2 separate regions of the Homo sapiens genome follow, and region 1 is linked to region 2. The links are chromatin loops, found by intact Hi-C in ENCODE. Cell type or tissue: body of pancreas. All regions are shown on one strand. Each heading gives the region's core, and the rest is flanking DNA. Links, peaks and the distances in the headings are about the cores only. Region 1 overlaps ELOVL2-AS1 (ELOVL2 antisense RNA 1). Region 2 has its middle 6.5 kb from the start of MAK.

Region 1 (10,232 bases), core at 1,540-9,539, 210 kb after region 2:
GTTTTAAAATGCATTTCTCTGATGATTAGTGATATTGGGCATTTTTCATGTTTGGTGGCCACTCGTATGTCTTCTTTTGAAAAATGTTGGCTGGGCGTAGTGGCTCATGCCTGTGATCCCAGCACTTTGGGAGGCCAAGGCGGGCGGATCACGAGGTCAGGAGTTTGAGACCAGTCTGGCCAACATAGTGAAACCCTGTCTGTACTAAAAAGACAAAAAATTAGCCGGGTGTTGTGGTGTGCACCTGTAATCCTAGCTACTTGGGAGGCTGAGGCAAGAAAATCACGTGAACCTGGAAGGTAGAGGTTGCAGTGAGCTGAGATTGCACCATTGCACTTCAGCCTGGGTGGCAGTGTGAGACTCTGTCTCAAAAAAAAAAAAAAAAGTCTGTTCATATTTTCTGTCCATTTTAAAATGGGATTATTTGGTTTTTTCTTCTTGAGCTATTTGATTTCCTTGTAGATTCTATATATTTGCCCTTTGTCAGATGCATAGTTTGCAAATTGTTTTTCTATTTTGTAGGTTGTCTGTTTAATCTGTTGGTTATTTCTTTTGCAGTGCAGAAGCCTTTTAGTTTAATTAAGTCCCATTTGTCTATTTTTTGTTTTTGTTGTGTTTGCTTTTGAGGACTTGGTCATAAATTATTTGCCTAGGCCAGTGTCTTTTAAAAGAGTTTTTTCCCAGGTTTTCTTCTAGGATTTTTGAAGTTTCAGGTCTTACACTTAGGTCTTTAATCCATCTTGGTTAATTTTTGTACATGGTGAGAGGTAGGAGTCCAGTTTCATTCTCTGACATATGGTTATCCAGTTTCTCCTGCACCCTTTATTGAAGTAGGTGTCCTTTCCTTGGGGAGAACACTCTAAATAGGATGGTCAGGAAAGGCCCCTCTAAGCACATAATATCTAAATTGAGATCCATTGATGAAAACAAGCCAGCCATGAAGCCATGAGAAGATCTAGGGGAAATCCTTCCAGGAGAAGATAGCAAATGGAAACACTTCGAGACAGAAAAATCAGGCTTCTTTGAGGAACAGGAAGTTAGCCAGTGTGTCTGGAAAGTGTGAATCATCAGGGATTGTAGTGAGGATGCAGACCAAATCCTATAGATAGAGATCCATGTGTTTGTTGACACCATGGCCACTGGTCCCTGCTCTGTTGCTATGCCTTTGAGGACCTCAGTCCTAAGGAATCCGGGTCCTGGCAGAACATTTTTATGTGATGTTTACTGGTCAGCTGCAGTTATCCTAGTTTAAAAAATCTAATGGGGGCCATTACTTTGTACCCTTGTAGCCATTGGACTTTATCTTTCATCTTTTTGTTATGCTCACTTAACTGATCTTATTTACGCATTCTTGCACTTTACCATTTTGTCTTTCACAGATGCTATTTTACTTAAATTGTCTTTGTTGATTTCTTTTTAAATTTTTTTTTAAAATGTATTCATGGCAAGTAGCACGGGCATAAAGTGGGATAGTGTACTTCACAAGGAAGGCAGTCCCTCGGCATGACCTGCGATAGCCATCCCAATCCATACCACAGAGTGGCTGTTCCTTTCCCAGGTGTACCCCTCCAAGATTAACCCCACACAGTAGTCCTCCAGCCTATTTTTGTTGCAAACCTACTCTACAGCAAACTTGAAGCCTAGAATTCAACTGAAGAAGGAGAGAAAATGCTGATAAAAATGCAACCATTTAGGTCTCAAGGAGGGCACACTGCATGGACTCCCCCTTTCCATTCCCCATTGTGTGATTGTGTGAGTGTGAGTGTGGGGGGGTGTGGCAGTGTGAAGCCACACATCCTCTTCTGCTAGAATTAGAGTAATGTAAATAAGAGACTAGACTAGCAACTCATAATTAATCATTTTGAAGTCTATGATTTTTTGGCCTGTAGTTGGGCTGATCTGTAACAAATGATTTTTACAACATTATTGTAAAGTTGGTTTTTTTTTTAGAGATGGGAATCTCCTTTTTTTTTTTTTTTTTTGATCCAGAGTCTTGCTGTGTCGCTCAGCTTGGAGTGCAGTGGTGCGATCTCAGCTCACTGCAACCTCTCCCTCCTGTGTTCAAGTGATTCTCCTGCCTCAGCCTCCCAAATACTAGGATTACAGGTGCATGCCACCATGCCTGGCTAATTTTTGTATTTTAGAAGAGACGGGGTTTCACCATGTTGGCCAGGCTGGTCTCAAACTCCCGGCCTCAAGGGATCTGCCTGCCTCGGCCTCCCAAAGTGCTGGGATTACAGGCGTGAGCCACCACACCTGGCCAAGATGGGATCTCCTTATGTTGCCCAGATGGAGTCCTGAACTCCTGCGCTCAAGGGATCCTCCTGCCTTAGCATCCTGCGGAGCCAGGATTACAAGTTCGTGCTACCACAAATTCTTTTCATTATTGTAAATTATTGAAGATGTTATTGTGAATGTAGTTGGTGATAAAATTTACATGGATGCACAAAATTTAGTAGACTCTTCCCTTGACTTTGCTTCACCTTAGACTGACTGGTCCTGCATTTTCTTTCTATTGTCATCAAGAACAAAAGCCTTCAATATGAAAACCCTGTATGCCAACAAATAATCTACTCAAAAATTTTGTCAACTTCACCCTAAAGCAAGGAATTTAAATGTATTAAGAAGTCATCAGGTGGCCAGGCACAGTAGCTCATGCCTGTAATCCCAGCACTTTGGGAGGCTGAGGCGGGTGGATCACTCGAGATCACGAGTTTGAGACCAGCCTGGCCAACATGGTGAAACACCTTCTCTACTAAAAATACAAAAAAATTAGCTGGGCGTGGTGGTGTGTGCCTGTAATCCCAGCTACTCGGGAGGCTGAGGCACGAGAATCGCTTGAACCCAGGAGGGGGAGGTTGCAGTGAGCTGAGATCGCACCATTGCACTCCAGTCTGGGCGACAAGAGCGAAATTCCGTCTCAAAAAAAAAAAAAAAAAAAGAAGTCATCAGGCTAATAAAATAGCAGAAAATATAGTCTTATTTAAACATAGCTAATGCATTATTATATTTGTCCTAATTGGTATTAAATGAGGATACAAAATAAGAACAGTCTCAATGTAGTTAACATTTTATCTTTCTAGTAAATTGGTCGATTAACCTTGTAGAAGAAATAGAGATGAGGAGTCTCAGTGATACTCAAGAGTACAGGTCTCAATTATGTGCATTGTTACAACCTGAGCAAGTTCTTCAATGTCTAGGAAACAGAGACTAAAGCAGGGTGTCCAATCTTTTGACTTCTGTGGACCACATTGGTCTTGGGCCATACATAAAATATACTAACGCTAATGATAGCTGATGAGCTAAAAAAAAAAAAAAATCACAAAATAATCCCATAATGTTTTAGGAAAGTTTACATTCAAAGCCATCCTGGGCTGCATGTGGCCCATGGGCTGTGGGTCGAACAAGCTTTGACTAAAGGCATCCTATAATTAGTGCAGAAGTCACAGCAGGCAGTCTCAGCTTATAACTTCATCATTCTGTAAGCTCAAATGTGATATTTACGGGTAGCTATTGGGTATCCAATAGAAGCCCAAAATTATGCTAGGTAACTTGCAACGTAGCTCATTTAATCCTCACAATAGTCCTGTGACTAGCCCCGTTGTAGAGGTGAGGGACCTCAGGCTCAGAGACGTTCAGTAGTGTACACAGGGTCACATGGTTAGGCAGTTGGAAAGTAGGAGAGCCAGGATTCAACCTGAGGCCTGTTGGACTCTTTCCAGGACACCATGCTGTTTTGAATAATCCTATCTTTAAGAATCTTTATAGAATTGTCAGATAAATTCACTTTCTTCAGGTCATTTATTCACTTATTGAGGGTCAGTCACTTATATGACATGGGTCCACCGTGACTCTAGGAGAGCTTTACAGCATTGGTAGAAGAGTAGGGTTGAAGCAAAATGTTATGCTCATTAAGATTGTCATAGTGGCTTAAAGACAGCCTTCAGAGATCTGTAGGTTAATTTTGCAGTTACAGTGAAAGGGAAATTCTTCTGCATTGTTTGCCCAAGTAGTGAAAATACAAGTGTATGTCACTGGTCTTCCTTCAGCTATTAGTATTAAAGTCTAAAGAGCAGATAAGGTGTGAGCCTTCCAGTGATTTTACTTATTTTTCTCAATTATAGAACATTTCAAACATATACAAAAGAAGACAGAATAATAATGAATCCCAATGCATTCATCATCTACCTCAAAATTATCAACTCATGACCCATCTTGCTTCATCTATATCCTACCTATTTTCCCTCCATCTATTACTTTGAAGCAAACCTCAGATATAATAATTTATCCATAAATAATTTAGTATGTATCTCTAAAGACAAGGATTTTTTTAAAAAACACAATCACAATACCATTATAATACCTTAAAAATCCGATTTCTTAATGTCTTTAGAGATAATAAGTGTAGGCCAGGTGCGGTGGCTCATGCCAATAATCCCAGCACTTTGGGAGGCCGAGTTGGGTGGATCACCTGAGGTCAGGAGTTTGAGACCAGTCTGTCTAACATGGGGAAACCCCATCTCTACTAAAAATACAAAAATTAAATGGGCGTGGTATTGGGCACCTGTAATCCCAGCTACTCAGGAGGCTGAGACAGGAGAATTGCTTGAACCTGGGAGGCAGAGGTTGCAGTGAGCCAAGATGGCACCACTGCACTCCAGCCTGGGCGACAGAGCAAGACTCCATCTCAAAACAAAAATAAAATAAGTATACAGCTCTCCAATTAGGTTTATGTCTTTCTTTTTAACACTGCAGTTGCTTGATGTGTCTTTTAAGTCTCCTTTAATATCTACATCTGTTCATCTCTTTTTCTCGTAATTTGTTTGTACCGTAGAATTTCCAATAGTCTGGATTTTGTTGATGGCATCCCTGCAATGGGAATGCCATAGCTTAACAAGTGCTCTGCATTCTGTATGTTTGTAAATCGGTAACTGGCTCTAGAGGTTTGATCAGATTCAGGTGAGAATTTTTTTGGCAAAAATACCATACATGTGTGGTGTGCTTTTCTATCAGGAAGCACAAAATATCTGATTGTCCACTCTTTCTATATTTAGGCATGCTCAGTACTACATCCAGTGATTCATTAGGGGCTGAAAAAAACTGTGGTATTCTAGCTCTACATTCCTTTTTCATTTATTAGCTAGAATACTTTAAAGAAAAATATCCCCTATATACTCTTTGGTTACCTAAGGGGTATAGTTTGTATAGGAAAGGCAGGATAAATGCCAATTGTAAAATAAAGAGCTGGTTCATTAAACAATATAAAAATGCAGAGAACAAGTTCAAAATTTAGATATGAGATAGGCGAAGAATAAACAGCATTTAGAAATACTCGTGCTAACTGCCAAGATCAATAATGCCATGTTAACCATTGTTGCCCAACTTGTTTTTTATATCATTTATGTTCTACCTGAAAATAGAGTGGCTCTTTCAAAGAATTCGTTTTATTTATATAAACTCTGAAAAGGAAAAAATTAACAGAAGGCTTTAACATGATTGATCGTTTTCAAGGGGATAGGTCAGAGTTCAGGAGAGTGAGTCATGAAGAATTTGTCTAAAATCTTGTTTGGTGACCTCATTGAACTAATTGGATGGAAAAGTACATGTAACAGTAATCTTGGGACAAAATATAGTCTATGTCCAATCCCTAACTAATTCTGTTAAATTTACAATTAATTCCATCAGTACTTCAGCTTAGTTCAGTATTTTACTTATAATGTTAATTTTGACTGCCTTTTTAGTTTCTGTCACACAGTAGACATTTGGTAAATATTTGAGACAAACTGGCCTTTTGTTATTTACCCCATGCCACCTGAGGTTTCTATGACATTCTAAAGAGAATTTTATCCGATTCAAAGCTCTTTGAAAAGTATATTATTTTATTAGATAATGGAAATATAGTCCCTGATTAAATGCCAATTTAATAATATATTTATATAAACAATATTGTGAAACAAATGTGGTCATTACCCTTTTGAGACCTGCACCGTTATAAGATGTTTGCAGGCTGGGCGCGGTGACTCACATCTGTAATCCCAGCACTTTGGGAGGCCAAGGCGGGCAGATCACCAGAGGTCAGGAGTTCGAGACCAGTCTGGCCAACATGGTGAAACCCCGTCTCTACTAAAAATACAAAAATTAGGTAGGCGTGGTGGCAGGCACCTGTAATCCCTGCTACTCGGGAGGCTGAGGCAGGAGAATCGCTTGAACCCAGGAGGCAGAGGTTGTGGTGAGTCAAGATCTTGCCACTGTACTCGAGCCTGGGTGATGGAGTGAGACTCCATCTCAAAAAAAAAAAAAAAAAAAAGATGTTTGCAAAAAACTTTGGACACACAGTTCTAGCTATTACAGAGATACAACACATATATAAAACACATTTAAATAACACAAAAATAAAAACAACGATCACATTTGTTAAGCACAGTGGCTGCTTTGGACCTTGTGTTTTGTAGGTTCTAATATTTTCTCCATGTTTCTGATAGTGACACTGAACATGGTACTAGCAGTGAAGAAACTGCTGCCTGACCAGTACCCACAGGGTCTGTTGAATTCCAGTAATAGCGACAATTCAGTGAGCTGGGAATTAATATCCAGGAAACTTACATATGTTGGAGCCTAAGATAAGGTTAGCTAGTAAGAATGGGGCCAAGTATTACCAATGAAAGAAAATTTAGCTTATTTGCATTTTTCTCTATTTTTTGTCCCTAAAAGGACACACACTTCAATTCATATGTACCTATCCTGATCATTCTTCCTGTAGTGAAATTGAATGAAGCTTGGTGATACTTCCAGTTGAGTCTTTGCTCACCTGCTCTTTTACATTAATATCTGCAGCTTTAAAAGGCAGTGCACCAAGCTGGATGCAGTGGCTCATGCCTGTAATCCCAGCTATTCAGGAGGGTGTGAGGCAGTGGGCAACCAGGGAGTGGCTTGAGCCCAGGAGTTCGAGGCTGTTGTGAGCTGTGATTCTGCCACTGCACTCCAGCCTGGGCACCAGAACAAGGCCCTGACTCTAAACATAAATTAATTAATTATAGTAAAATAAAAGGCAATGCACCAATAGCTAGACATCATGGTGCAACAATTTGTAGTCCATCATTTCCAGTGAGCTGAAGTCACTAAATTCCTGAATTTGGATGCATAGATGTGATTAAAGACCTCACATTTGGAGGATGGCCTCTTTTACCATACAACTTTGGACTCACCCTGCTCCCACAACTCTCATCCTGCCTCCAGCCTCTAGCAAGTTTTGCATAACTTTGGACCTTGCTAAGGGAACTTCTGCTGGTGGTTACACATAGTTTTCTCATCCAGACAAATAGACTATCAACCAGACTATATCTTGGAACTTTAGCATGCTGTCTCATAACAGTACTCAGAACATGCTTATAAATGCAAAGATCTGACGACCTCTGAATTTCTTAAACACTTTATTTTTTATTTATTTATTTATTTGAGACACAGTCTTGCCCTGTCGCCCAGGCTGGAGTGCAATGGCACGATCTCGGCTCACTGCAACCTCCGTCTCCCAGGTTCAAGCAATTTTCCTGCCTCAGCCTCCCAAGTAGCTGGAATTACAGGTGCCCCCCCACCACACCCAGCTAATTTTTAGTATTTTTATATTTATTTATTTATTTATTTATTTATTTATTTATTTATTTATTTATTGAGACAGAGTCTTGCTCTGTCACCCGGGCTGGAGTGCAGTGGGCAGATCTCTGCTCACTGCAAGCTCCACCTCCCGGGTTCACGCCATTCTCCTGCCTCAGCCTCCCGAGTAGCTGGGACTACAGGCACCTGCCACCACGTCCAGCTGATTTTTTTGTATTTTTAGTAGAGACGGGGTTTCACCGTGTTAGCCAGGATGGTCTCAATCTCCTGACCTCGTGATCCACCCGCCTCGGCCTCTCAAAGTGCTGGGATTACAGGCATGAGCCACCGCGCCCGGCCTTTTAGTATTGTTAGTAGAGATGGGGTTTCGCCATGTTGACCAGGATGTTCTTGAACTCCTGACCTCAGATGATCCACCCGCCTCGACCTCCCAAAGTGCTGGGATTACAGGTGAGAGTCACTGTGCCCAGCCAGAAACACTTTAAAGCAAACCGATAGCCTTTGGAACTGGCTGGGGAACAGGTCAATACAATACCCTTTATTCCACTTTAGGAAAAAGAAAAAATAAATAAATGGAAAGAAAACCCAATCCATGTTTTAATGAGACTATTCAAGATTCTTACTCTGCCAGAAGATAGGCTGAAAATTAAAATTTAAAATATGACACAATGGAGACCAAGTACATAATCTCAAAGGGCTCTAAATATCATCAATCTTCAAGAAAAATAAATGTAAGAGCAACTTTTTAAAATTTTTTTTTGAGACAGAGTCTCGCTCTGTCGCCTGGGCTGGAGTGCAGTGGCGCGATCTTGTCTCACTGCAAGCTCCGCCTCCTGGGTTCACGCCATTCTCCTGCCTCAGTCTCCCGAGTGGCTGGGACCATAGGTGCCCGCCACCACGCCCAGCTAATTTTTTGTAGAGATGGGGTTTCACCATGTTAGCCAGGATGGTATCGATCTCCTGACCTCGTGATCCACCCACCTCGGCCTCCCAAAGTACTGGGATTACAAGCGTGAGCCACTGTGCCCAGCCGAGAGCAACTTTTAATACTTTCCACAAATTCAGTACTACCTCCTGAGTAGCTGGAATTATGGGCATGAGTCACTGCACCCAACTTAGTGTTGAGAAAGAGAACCAAGGAAATTAACTCTTAGCATTGAAACAAAGCACAAACTCATTCTGTAGCCAAGTTGTGGTATTTGAGTAATAATCTCAGACACATTTCCTTATTAAGGTCATTAATAGATATCCATCTATATTCTGAGTATTTGTCTGTTAGAATTATCTTGAACTCACTGATACTGAGTATCCACCAAGTCTGAGAGAGGAATATTTTAATGGGGACTTGTCATTTTTGTAATCTTATCTACATAGGCTAAGTCCATCCCTGCATTAAGCCAGGTCTTCAGAAAGCTTAGGACAGGGACCACATCAAATTGACCGTTACTAAATTGTTTGACTCCATTGAACTTTGCACTATAGTATCATTTTATATTTAGAAATACCATAAGAGGCCGGGCTTAGTGGCTCATGCCTGTAATCCCAGCACTTTGGGAGGCCGAGGAGGGCGGAACACAAGGTCAGGAGATCGAGACCATCCTGGACAACATGGTGAAACCCTATTTCAACTAAAAATACAAAAATTAGCCTGGCGTGGTGGCGCGCCTATAGTCCCAGCTACTCGGGAGGCTGAGGCGGGAGACTCGCTTGAACCTGGGAGGTGGAGGTTGCAGTGAGCCGAGATCATGCCACTGCACTCCAGCCTAGGCAACAGAGCAAGACTTTGTCTCAAAAAAAAAAGAAAAAAAGAAATACCGTAAGAAGTCCTGTGAAGTCCTGTGGCATATCTTCTTGTGTTTATCTTTTTTTTTTTTTTTTTTTTTTTTGAGACAGCGTCTCGCTCTGTCGCCCAGGCTGGAGTGCAGTGGTGGGATCTGGGCTCGCTGCAAGCTCCGCCTCCCGGGTTCACGCCATTCTCCTGCCTCAGCCTCCCAAGTAGCTGGGACTGCAGGCACCCGCCACCACGCCCAGCTAATTTTGTTTTTGTATTTTTAGTAGAGCCTGGGTTTCACCGTGTTAGGCAGGAAGGTCTCCATCTCCTGACCTCGTGATCCGTCCGCCTCGGCCTCCCAAAGTGCTGGGATTACAGGTGTGAGCAACCGCGCCTGGCCTTCTTGTGTTTATCTTAATGCAGATAACTTTAAAAAAATTACTTGCCCATGGGCCGGGCCCGGTGGCTCATGTCTGTAATCCCGGCACTTTGGGAGGCCGAGACAGGCGGATCACGAGGTCAGGAGATCGAGACCGTCCTGGCTAACACGGGGAAACCCCGTCTCTACTAAAAATACACAAAAATTAGCCGGGCGTAGTGGCGGGCGCCTGTAGTCCCAGCTACTTGGGAGGCTGAAGCAGGAGAATGACGTGAACGAGGGAGGCGGAGCTTGCAGTGAGCCGAGATCGCGCCACTGCACTCCAGTCTGGGTGACAGCGCAAGACTCCATCTCAAAAAAAAAAAAAAAAAAAAAATTACTTGCCCTACTAGAAGGAAGGAACATAAGATAGAAGTCCATATAACTTATTTTTTATCTGACTTTACTATGTATATTTGTAATGGAATAATT
Region 2 (10,232 bases), core at 913-8,912:
AAAATATCTGGGTGTGGTGGCACATGCCTGTAATCCCAGCTACTCGGGAGGCTGAGGCAGGAGAATCACTTGAACCCAGGAGGCAGAGGTTGCAGTGAGCGGAGAACGTGCCACTGCACTCCAGCCTGGGTGACTGAGCAAGACTCTGTCTCAAAATAATAATAATAATAAATGGCCAGGCGCGGTGGCTCATGCCTGTAATCCCAGCACTTTGGGAGGCCGAGGTGGGCGGATCACCTGAGGTCGGGAGTTTGAGACCAGTCTGACCAACCTGGAGAAACCCCATCTCTACTAAAATGCTAAAACTACAAAAAATTAGCCAGGCGTGGTGGCGCATGCCTGTAATCCCAGCTACTTGGGAGGCTGAGGTAGGAGAATAGCTTGAACCCAGGAGGCGGAGGTTGCAGTGAGCTGAGATCACACCATTGCACTCCAGCCTGGGCAGCAAAAGCAAAACTCCGTCTCAATAATAATAATAATAAATAAAAGATTCATTGCTCTCCAATAAATAAGTGAAGTAGGCAGGCAAAGTAAAAAGCATAAGTTAGATAGGTCATAGCAGCTTTATATACCCAGTTATGAAGCCTAAGCTTTAACATGTGTCAATGAGGAAGACCAGTGAAGAATCTCCCACAGAAGAGTGACATGTTCACATTTGCATTTCAGAAAGATCCCAAGAGGAGCAGTGGGTAGGGTGGATTTGAGCTGCAAGTCTGGAGGCAAGAGAAAGATTGGGAGTCTTTCTCCCAACTGACTGGGAAGAAATGATAAGGATCCAACTCTAGCAGTGATGATGGAAATAGGACAGAGAAAGACAGAATTCAAGGGATGTTTAGGAGTTAAAATCGGCAGGACCATCAGGCTTAGATGACTGGTGGATAGTGGTATCCATGACCAAGTTGGAAAATAATAGAGGAGGAGCTGATTTAGGGATGGAGGATGTGAGAGATAACAAGCCCAGTTTTGAAATTTTTGAATTGAGAAAAATCCTTATGCAGATTACAAGAAGGGAGTTTGTAATATAGATTTGCAACTTAGGGTTCTTTTAGAGCTAGAAATACAGATATGTTGGGATACTGTGGATGAAATCATGGATATAGATGAAATAAACAGTAAGAAGAAAGAAGGGATGGGATTCTGGAAAACTCCATCCTCTAAAGAGTGGAGAAAGAAAGAGTAGGGGTGAGGAAGAGACAGACTGAAAAAAGAAAAGTCAGGGAAGTAGTAGGAGATCCCTCAGAAAAATGATATTTCAGAATGAGGAAAGGTAGGTTTCCCAAAAGAAAGAGAAAGAGAAAGGAAGGAAGGAAAGAGAGAGAAAACAAAAAGAGGACAAACAGCATTTATTCCTTCTGAAGAACTCTTCTGTTTTAAAACAAGTAGAGCATGCACAAAACATATTTTTTGTCACGTTTCACAATAGAAGAATAAAAATTCTCCAAGCACTCCTAACCCCTTCTAAAAAGTACCTAATATCTGAGCAGAGCAGTGAACGTACCTGAAAGGCAAAGGTGGCCCAAAGGCAAATCCCATTTCAGCATTTCAACCAGCTGACGAAGCCTTGGACCCGTGGCAATAGGGCTGAGCTGGACCAGGGACTAGAAAATCAACCAGGGGAGCTTAGAAGGGGTCAAAGTGGTCCCAGGTCAGGAGCATCATCTGGATCCCAAAGGAAACAAACACAATCATCTCTGAAGAAGGCATCCTCAACTTAGGCCTCTAGGTTTTTCAAAAAATATGAGCTCATGACCACAGAGGAATGAACACCGTCAAATGAGAATCTAGAAAAAGCAACAATTATTCAGACTTTCCAGGATTTCTGAAATTGGAAAAATCAGCTTGAATACAAAATAGCTATGTATGAAATATATACAGAAATAGAAGAAGGAATAGCAAAAATGAACAGAAATCAATCAGGAATATTAGAAAAAGAATTAAATAAACTGTTAGAAAGAAACGTAACTATTGAAACTTTAAAAATGAGTTACATGTTATATTAGAACAAAAGAAAGAATTAGGGAATTGGCACAAAATCTGCAGAAAGTACCTAGAATATAGCATATAAAAGATAAGAAGATGAGAAATACTAATGAGAAATTAAGAGATACGATGGATAAAATAAAGTCTAACATGGGTCTAAATAAATTCTAAGAAGTAGATTTGTTGTTGATAATGCATTGCTACAGTAGTTCTTTTTTTTGTTTGAGATGGGGTTTCACTCTGTCGCCCAGGCTGGAGTGCAGTGGTGTGATCTCGGCTCTCTGCAACCTCCACCTCCCGAGTTCAAGCAATTCTCCTGCCTCAGCCTCCCGAGTAGCTGGGACTACAGGCACACACCACCGTGCCCATCTAATTTTTGTATTTTTAGTAGAGATGGGGTTTCACCATATTGGTCAGGTTGATCTTGAACTCCTGACCTCAGCTGATCCACCCACCTCGGCCTCCCAAAGTGCTGGGATTACAGGCATGAGCCACCATGCCTGGCCAGCTGCAGTTCTAGTAAAATTTATCTATATGGTAGAATCAAGCAAATATTGATACTGTTGAAAATCAGAGTTCTTATTTGGGAGAAGAGAGATAAAGATGTAGAATGGAGAAAGAAGAGGAAGAATCTGTGGTGTCAGTTTTGACTTGGAGGTAGCAAGATTAACACATGACTTACTAAAAAGTGCTTCCTAGCTCTGTTCACTGAAAGGATCTAGAAACAATGACACTACAGTAACAGTGAACAGATTAACACCCAAGTCCCGGTTTTGTAATACTATTATTTACTTAAAGGAAACAGAACTCCTTGGAGAAGTGGCTGATTCCATGACTGGGGCAAGGAAAGTCCAAGGTAGTCTTAAAATGTATCATGCACACCCAGCAAAGGTTAAAGATCCTATTTCACCAAGCCACTGAGCACTACAAGGACTTTATAATTCTTTAATTCAGATTACCCATTCAATTTATGTGCTAATGTCATCTAATATTTTAGTTTATATTTATAACCCTATAGATTGGTCTGTTATTTTACATTCAGAGTATTTGTACATTGATACATGTGATGATGTCTTTGCTCATCTTATCTTTCTGTACCTCAGACCTTCCTCCTGGGATTACCTTCCTTCATCCTAAAGTATAGCCTTTAGAAGTTCCTTTACAGTAGGTCTGTTCGTGGTAAAATGTTGCACTTGCTTTTTGTTTTTGTTTTAATTTATTTTTTTTGACGGGGTCTTGCTGTGTCACCCAGGCTGGAGTGCAATGGTACGATCTCGGGTCACTGCAAGCTCGGTCTCCTGGGTTCACGCCATTCTCCTGCCTCAGCCTCCCGAGTAGCTGGGACTACAGGTGCCCGCCACCACGCCCAGCTAAATTTTTGTATTTTTAGTAGAGACGGGGTTTCACTTTGTTAGCCAGGATGGTCTCGATCTCCTGACCTCATGATCCACCCACCTCAGCCTCCCAAAGTGCTGGGATTACAGACATGAGCCACTGTGCCCGGCTTTGTTTTTATTTTTAAAAAATCTCTATTTGTCCTTGCTCTTGCAACATGGTTTTCTTAGGTACAATTCTAGTAGTTTGAGAGTTATTACTTCTCAGTACCATGAGGGGAAATTTTCGTTTGAACAGAAATGTTCATTTCATCTTCCAGCATCCATTTTTACTTTTGAGAAGTCTGCTGTGGTTTAATTGCCACTCCTTTGTAGGTCATCTCTCTTTTCTCTCTGGTACTTTTAAGTTTGCTTTGTTCTGGCACTCTACAGTTTTACTACTTTGTGTCTAGATGTGAATATCTTCTTACTTGCCCTGCTTGGTATTATCTGTGCTTCTTAGATCTGTGGATTTATGTCTTTAACTAGTTGTAGAAAATAGCCATGATTTTGCAAAAATAGTCTCTCCTTTATTCTTTCTGCTGCTTAGAATTTATTTAGACCTATGTTAGGCTTTCTCATTTTATCCTAAATTCAAGATTTCTTTTCAATTTAATTTGTCCTTAGATTATATGCCACTGAGGGTGTACTGTCAGAATATTGTTTTCAGGCCGGGTGTGGTGGCTCATGACTGTAATCCCAGCACTTTGGGAGGCTGAGATGGGTGGATCACCTGAAATCAGGAGTTTGAGACCAGCCTGGCCAACATGGTGAAATCCTGTCTCTACTACAAATAAAAAAATTAGCTGGGCATGGTGGTGGGTGCCTGTAATCCCAGCTACTTGAGAGGCTGAAGCAGGAGAATCTCTTGAAGCTGGGAGGCAGAGATTGCAGTGAGCCGAGATCGTACCATTGTACTCCAGCTTAGGGGACAAGAGCAAAACTCCATCTCTGGGGGAAAAAAAAAAAAAGAAAAATATTGTTTTCTAACACTACTTCAAATTTTGCACTTGGAAAAATACAAACTATTTGACAAATGACATAATGAGTAACCATATGAAAAAAATTAAAATTTGACCTTTTTTTCTTCCTAAGTTTAAAGATGTATCTACTAGCTCAATTTGAAATAATCTGAACATGAAAAAGAATAATGATGGTAATAAACTATACTACATTTAAATTTTTAAATTTTTTTTTCAAAAAAATAAAAAATAGAAAAAAATAAAATATAAAAAAGTAAAAAAACAAAAAATTATTTTTTAAAATTGATAAGTAAAAATTGTATATATTTGTGTTATACCATATAATATTTTGATACATGTATACATTGTGTAATGCTTAATCAAGTTATTTAACATAAGCATTACCTCACATACTTACCACTTTTGTGTATGTGCTGAGAACACAAAATCTACTGTTTCAGTACTTTTCAGGTGTACGGTATAGCGTTATCAATTATAGTCACCATGATGAACAATAAATCTCTTCAATTTATTCTCCTATCTAACTGAAATTTTGTATCCTTTGACCAACATCTCCCAAGTCATCGCACCCCCCAGCCTCTGGTAACCACCATTTTACTATCTATTTCTATGAGTTTAACTTTTTCACACTCCACATATAAATGAGATAATGTGGTGATTGTCTTTTTTTTTTTTTTTTTTTTGAGATGGAGCCTCACTTTGTTGCTCAGGCTGGAGTGCAATGGTGCAATCTTGGCTCACTGCAAACTCCAACTCCACCTCCCAGGTTCAAGTGATTCTCAAACCTCAGCATTCTGAGTAGCTGGGATTACAGGTGCTCATCACCACACCCTGATGATTTTTGTATTTTTAGTAGAGACGGGGTTTCACCATATTGGCTAGGTTGGTCTTGAACTCCTGACCTCAAGTGATCCGCCTCCCTGGGCCTCTCAAAGTGCTGGAATTACAGGTCTGAGCCACTGCGCCTGGCCTGATATTTGTCTTTCTATATCTGGTTTATTATCACTTAACATAATGCCCTCCAGGTTCATCCATGTTGCAAATGACAAGATATACATAATACATAACGGAAGACTATTCAGCCTTAAATGATACCACATTGAACAAAAAATTGTAGCACTCAACATATAGCTCGATTCTTCACTTCCTTTTAGTCTTTATTCAAAACATCACTTTCTCAGTGAAGCCTTCTCTAGACACCCTCTACTACTCCACTGCTGACACTTCATGCATACCCCTTGGCTTAATTTTCTTCTTAATATATACTATATTTTACCACTTTCTGTTTATTTTCTGCTTCCCCCACTGGAATGTAAGCTCCCTGAAGGCAGAGATTTATGTCTGTCTTGGTTGCTCATATATCTATCCCTGAAACAGTGCCCGGCATATACCAGGTGCACAATAAATATTTATTGAATGAATAAATGACTGTTTCTTCCACCTGCTCTCTGGAGAATGAATTGTAGAGAGGCAAGTGGGAGGCAGGCAGTGAGACAAGTTAGGGGGCATATTCAGTTTGCACAGTTAAGCTGTGATGGTGTATTGGAGAAGTGGACAGCAGTGGAGACAGAGGGAAGCAATGTGGCATCCAGCCACAAATCAATCCTTAGATAGAGTCCATCGGCAGTTTGAATTCTTAGAAACTTTAGAAGTGCAAGTGTTTGCTTGGAACCTCCTGTGACAGAACTCACTACCTCCTCCAATCCCAGCTTGAGATGGGTCTGATTGCTGAAACTGCCCTCCTTCTATTGAATGGTAATATGTCACTTTGCAGTTCCCGAGTTTTACCCATTGTGATCTGTAGTGGACCTCTTATTTTTGCCCGTCCAGCATCTACCTGCCCTGTCAGGTATTCCCCCAGTTTTTTGTTTGTTTGTTTTTGAGATGGAGTCTCACTCTGTCACTCAGGCTGGAGTGCAGTGGCACGATATCGGCCCACTGCAGCCACCGTCTCCCTGGTTCAAACGATTCTTCTGCCTCAGCCTCCCAAGCAGCTGGGATCACAGGCACGCACCACTACGCCCGGCTAATTTTTGTGTTTTTAGTAGAGATGGGGTCTCACCATATTGGCCAGACTGGTCTCAAACTCCTGATCTCAAATGATCTGCCCGCCTCTCGGCCTCCCATAGTACTGGGATTAGAAGCATGAGCCACCGTGCCTGGCCCTTCCCCCAGTTTTCTTTGGGCAGACACCCCTGACCCACTTGGCTATGTGGCTCAGTTTCAGAGATGGGCATGTGAGCCACTCAGAGTCTCAGCGTGGCTTACACAGATGGCAACATGATTCCAAGCTACTGGGAAAGACAAACTCCCCTTCTGCTAGGGACACTTAGCAGTACCATGAAGGCCCAGAGTGGCTGGGGGCCAGCTTTGCTGCACAGGGACAGCCTTCCTGAAAAGGAACAAGGAAGAACACAGAGCTGGGAGGGACTGACATAGTTTCCAGATGTCAGCACTGGAGCATCTGGACAGAGCCACGCAGGTATCTATTCCCAGTCTCTTCAATGACAAGGGTCAGAAAATTCCTTTTTTTGCTTAGTCCTTTGATTTTCATTTCCACTTGCAATTGAAAGTGATTCTGGCCTGGCGCAGTGGCTCACGCCTGTAATCCCAGCACTTTGGGAGGCTGAGGCGGGCAGATCACCTGAGGTCAGGAGTTCGAGACCAGCCTGGCCAACATGGTGAAACCCCGTCTCTACTAAAAATACAATAATTAGCCAGGTGTGGTGGCACACGCCTATAATCCCAGCTACTCAGGAGGCTGAGGCAGGAGAATTGCTTGAGCCTGGGAGATAGAGGTTGCAGTGAGCTGAGATCGTGCCACTATACTCCAGCCTGGCTGACAGAGCAAGACTCTGTCTCAAAAAAAAAAAAAAAAAAAAGTGTTTCTAATCGTATAGGGCCATAGAGAAGATTTACTTTTCCCTCCTACATGTTAACCCTTCCAGTATTTGAAGTTAGCTGTCCCATCTCTCCACTTAAGGACTGATTTGTGATTGGACACCATCCCAGAATTGTAGGGTAAAGGGTCTTTCCTTAGCAAGTCCAGACTTCCATCTCATGCTTGAATTCCCTACCAAGCCTCAATGCCAAGTGTGTGGACCTGACACTCAGTCAGTGACTGAAGGACCAGAACATTCACGGTTCAATTCATTTTTTAGTATGCTGTACTCTCTAGCTTTTCCCTCAGCTCCCAACTCTGATCCAACTACCATCAAATGACGTGTTTGTGGGTTAAATTATTTTCTAAAGAAACGTATCAACTATTATATAATCTCATGTTCAAATTTTACTCCTAAATTCAAAATACGTTTCATATGGTTATAATTCTAAGAATAAACCTCCACATACTCATATAAGAGTTTACCTGGGTGAGAATTCTCATCTCCTTTGCAGTCAGTTCTGTAGAGTAGCCAGTTACTGGTGTTTTTTGTTTTTTTTAATTGATGTTGGTTCAGGCTAAATACATTTGTCACAATTATTACTTAGAAGATACCAGTATAAGAAAAATCTTTTAGAAAAAGTAAAAAAAAAAAAAAGAATCTGAGCATGATTTATCTGCTATACCATGAATCATCACAAGGTAGCAGTGTTCTATGATACTGCAATTCTGAAAACAATTTACAATAGCCTGTCTTATTAAGAAAATCAGTGTTTTGACAATTTATGGTTTCCTTGATTAGGAAACTAGGAATTTGAATTCCACTTGACCGTTTTTTTTTGTTGTTTTTTTGGTTTTTTTTTTTGAGCCGGAGTCTCACTTTTTTGCCCAAGCTGGAGTGCAGTGGCACGATCTCAGCTCACTGCAACCTCCACCTCCTAGGTTCAAGCAATTCTCCTGCCTCAGCCTCCTGAGTAGCTGGGATCACAGGAACCCAGCACCACGCCGGACTAATTTTTGTATTTTTAGTAGAGACGAAGTTTCACCACGTTAGCCAGGCTGGTCTTGAACTCCTGACCTCAGGTGATCAGCCTGTCTTGGCCTTCCAAAGTGCTGGGATTACAGGCGTGAGCCACCGCGTCTGGCCTTTTTTTTTTTTTTTTTTCCTTGAGGCAGAGTCTCGCTCTGTCGCCCAGGCTGGAGTGCAGTGGCACCATCTCGGCTCATTGCAACTTCCACCTCCCGGGTTCAAGCAATTCTCCTGCCTCAGCCTCCTGAGTAGCTGGGATTACAGGCAACTGCCACCACGCCTGGCTAATTTTTAGTTGTAATTTTAGTTGTGACGAGGTTTCACCATGTTGGCCAGGCTGGTCTCGAACTGACCTCAAGTGATCCACCCACCTAGATTACAGGCGTCAGTGATCACACCCAGCCATTGAGCTCTTATTAATACCTAATGACTTGTGAGCAATTTTAACAATGAACAGCTAAGTAAATACTAAAGAAAATATTAAAGCATATCAGGTAATTTTTTCTTTACTGATCCACTTTATTATTTCACTTTATAAGTAATACATAACAACATAATATTAGAAGACATAATAAAAATCACATATCTCACCACTGCTAACATTTTGGTGTATGCCATTTAAAAGTTTGAAATAAACTTGTTAATTTTAGAATAGTTTTAGATTTACAGAAAAATTCCAAAGATAGTACAGAGAATTGCCCTATATCCTGCAGCCAGTTTCCCCATTGTCAAGCATCTTACATTCCTATGCTACATTTGTCACAACAAATGAAGCAATATCAATACATTATCATTAACTAAAGTCCATACTTTATTCAGATTTCCTTAGTATCTGAATAAATTGCCTTATGTCCAATTTCTGTTCCAGTAGCTCACCTAGAATATTACATTATGTTTACTTGTCTTTATGGAGGTTTCTCAAAAAAAAATTACACTGGGCACGGTGGCTCACACCTGTAATCCCAGCACTTTGGGAAGCCGAGGTGGGTGGATCACCTGAGGTCAGGAGTTCGAGACCAGCCTGGCCAACGTGGTGAAACCTCGTCACAACTAAAAATACAACTAAAAATTAGCCAGGCATGGTGGCAGGTGCCTGTAATCCCAGCTACTCAGGAGGCTGAAGCAGGAGAATTGCTTGAACCCAGGAGGCGGAGGTTGCAGTGAGCCGAGATCGTGCCATTGCACTCCAGCCTGGGCCACAGAGTGAGACTCCATCTCAAAGAAAAAAAAAAATTAAAAACAGAAATACTATATGATCCAGCAATCCCACTTCTGAGCACGTATCCAAAATAATTGAAATCAGGATGTTGAAGCGATACCTGCATTCCCATACTCACTGCATCCTTATTCACAATAGCCAAGATACAGAAACAATGTAAATGTCCATCAACGGATACATGGATAAAGAAAATGTGGTATATATGTAAATTGAATCAGCCATAAAAAAAAGGAAATCCTGCCATGTGCCACATAGGGATGAACCTGGAGAACATTACGCTAACTGAAATAAGCCAGTCACAGAAGGACAAATACTGCATGATTCCATTTAGATGAGGTAACTACAATACGGGCTGGCTGAGGGTGGCTCACATCTGTTATCCCAGCACTTTGAGAGGCCAATGGGGGAGGATCACTTGAGCCCAGGAGTTCAAGACCAGCCTAGGCAACATAGTGAGATCCCCATCTTTACAAAAAATAAAAAAATTAGCCTGGTGTGGTCGTTCATGCCTACAGTCCCAGCCACTCGGGAGGCTGAGGCTGGAGGCTCACTTGAGCCCAGGAGGTTGAGGCTGCAGTGAACCTCGATTGTGCCACTGCACTCCAGCCTAGGTGACAGAGTGAGACCTTTTCTCTAAAAAGAAAAAAATAGTCGAACTCATCGAAGCAGAGAGTAGAATGGTGGTTGTCAGGGATTTTGGGGGAGGATAAGTGGGGAGTTGTTATTCAGTGGATATAAAGTTTCAAAAACAATATGCAGAGCTTTT

The links. Hi-C counts contacts between places; a loop is a spot of excess contacts. Peaks named below come from ENCODE experiments on the same cell type or tissue, not always from the same donor. Only the 100,000 strongest peaks of a DNase experiment are listed, where the experiment ranks them.
Region 1: it touches region 2 in a loop (3-fold over the local background); 20 of 110 quality-filtered maps call a loop at or near these places.

The regions. Positions count from the first base shown.
Region 1 is chr6:11,049,845-11,060,076 of GRCh38, forward strand. All of the region lies in intron 3 of ELOVL2-AS1 (ELOVL2 antisense RNA 1), which reads left to right. Among named protein-coding and RNA genes, the nearest start is that of ELOVL2, 11 kb to the left of the region's middle. In body of pancreas, for the core only: no CTCF peak of the experiment used is centred there; no DNase peak of the experiment used is centred there; H3K27ac peaks cover 2,928 bases.
Region 2 is chr6:10,839,928-10,850,159 of GRCh38, forward strand. No RefSeq gene overlaps it. Among named protein-coding and RNA genes, the nearest start is that of MAK, 6.5 kb to the left of the region's middle. In body of pancreas, for the core only: no CTCF peak of the experiment used is centred there; no DNase peak of the experiment used is centred there.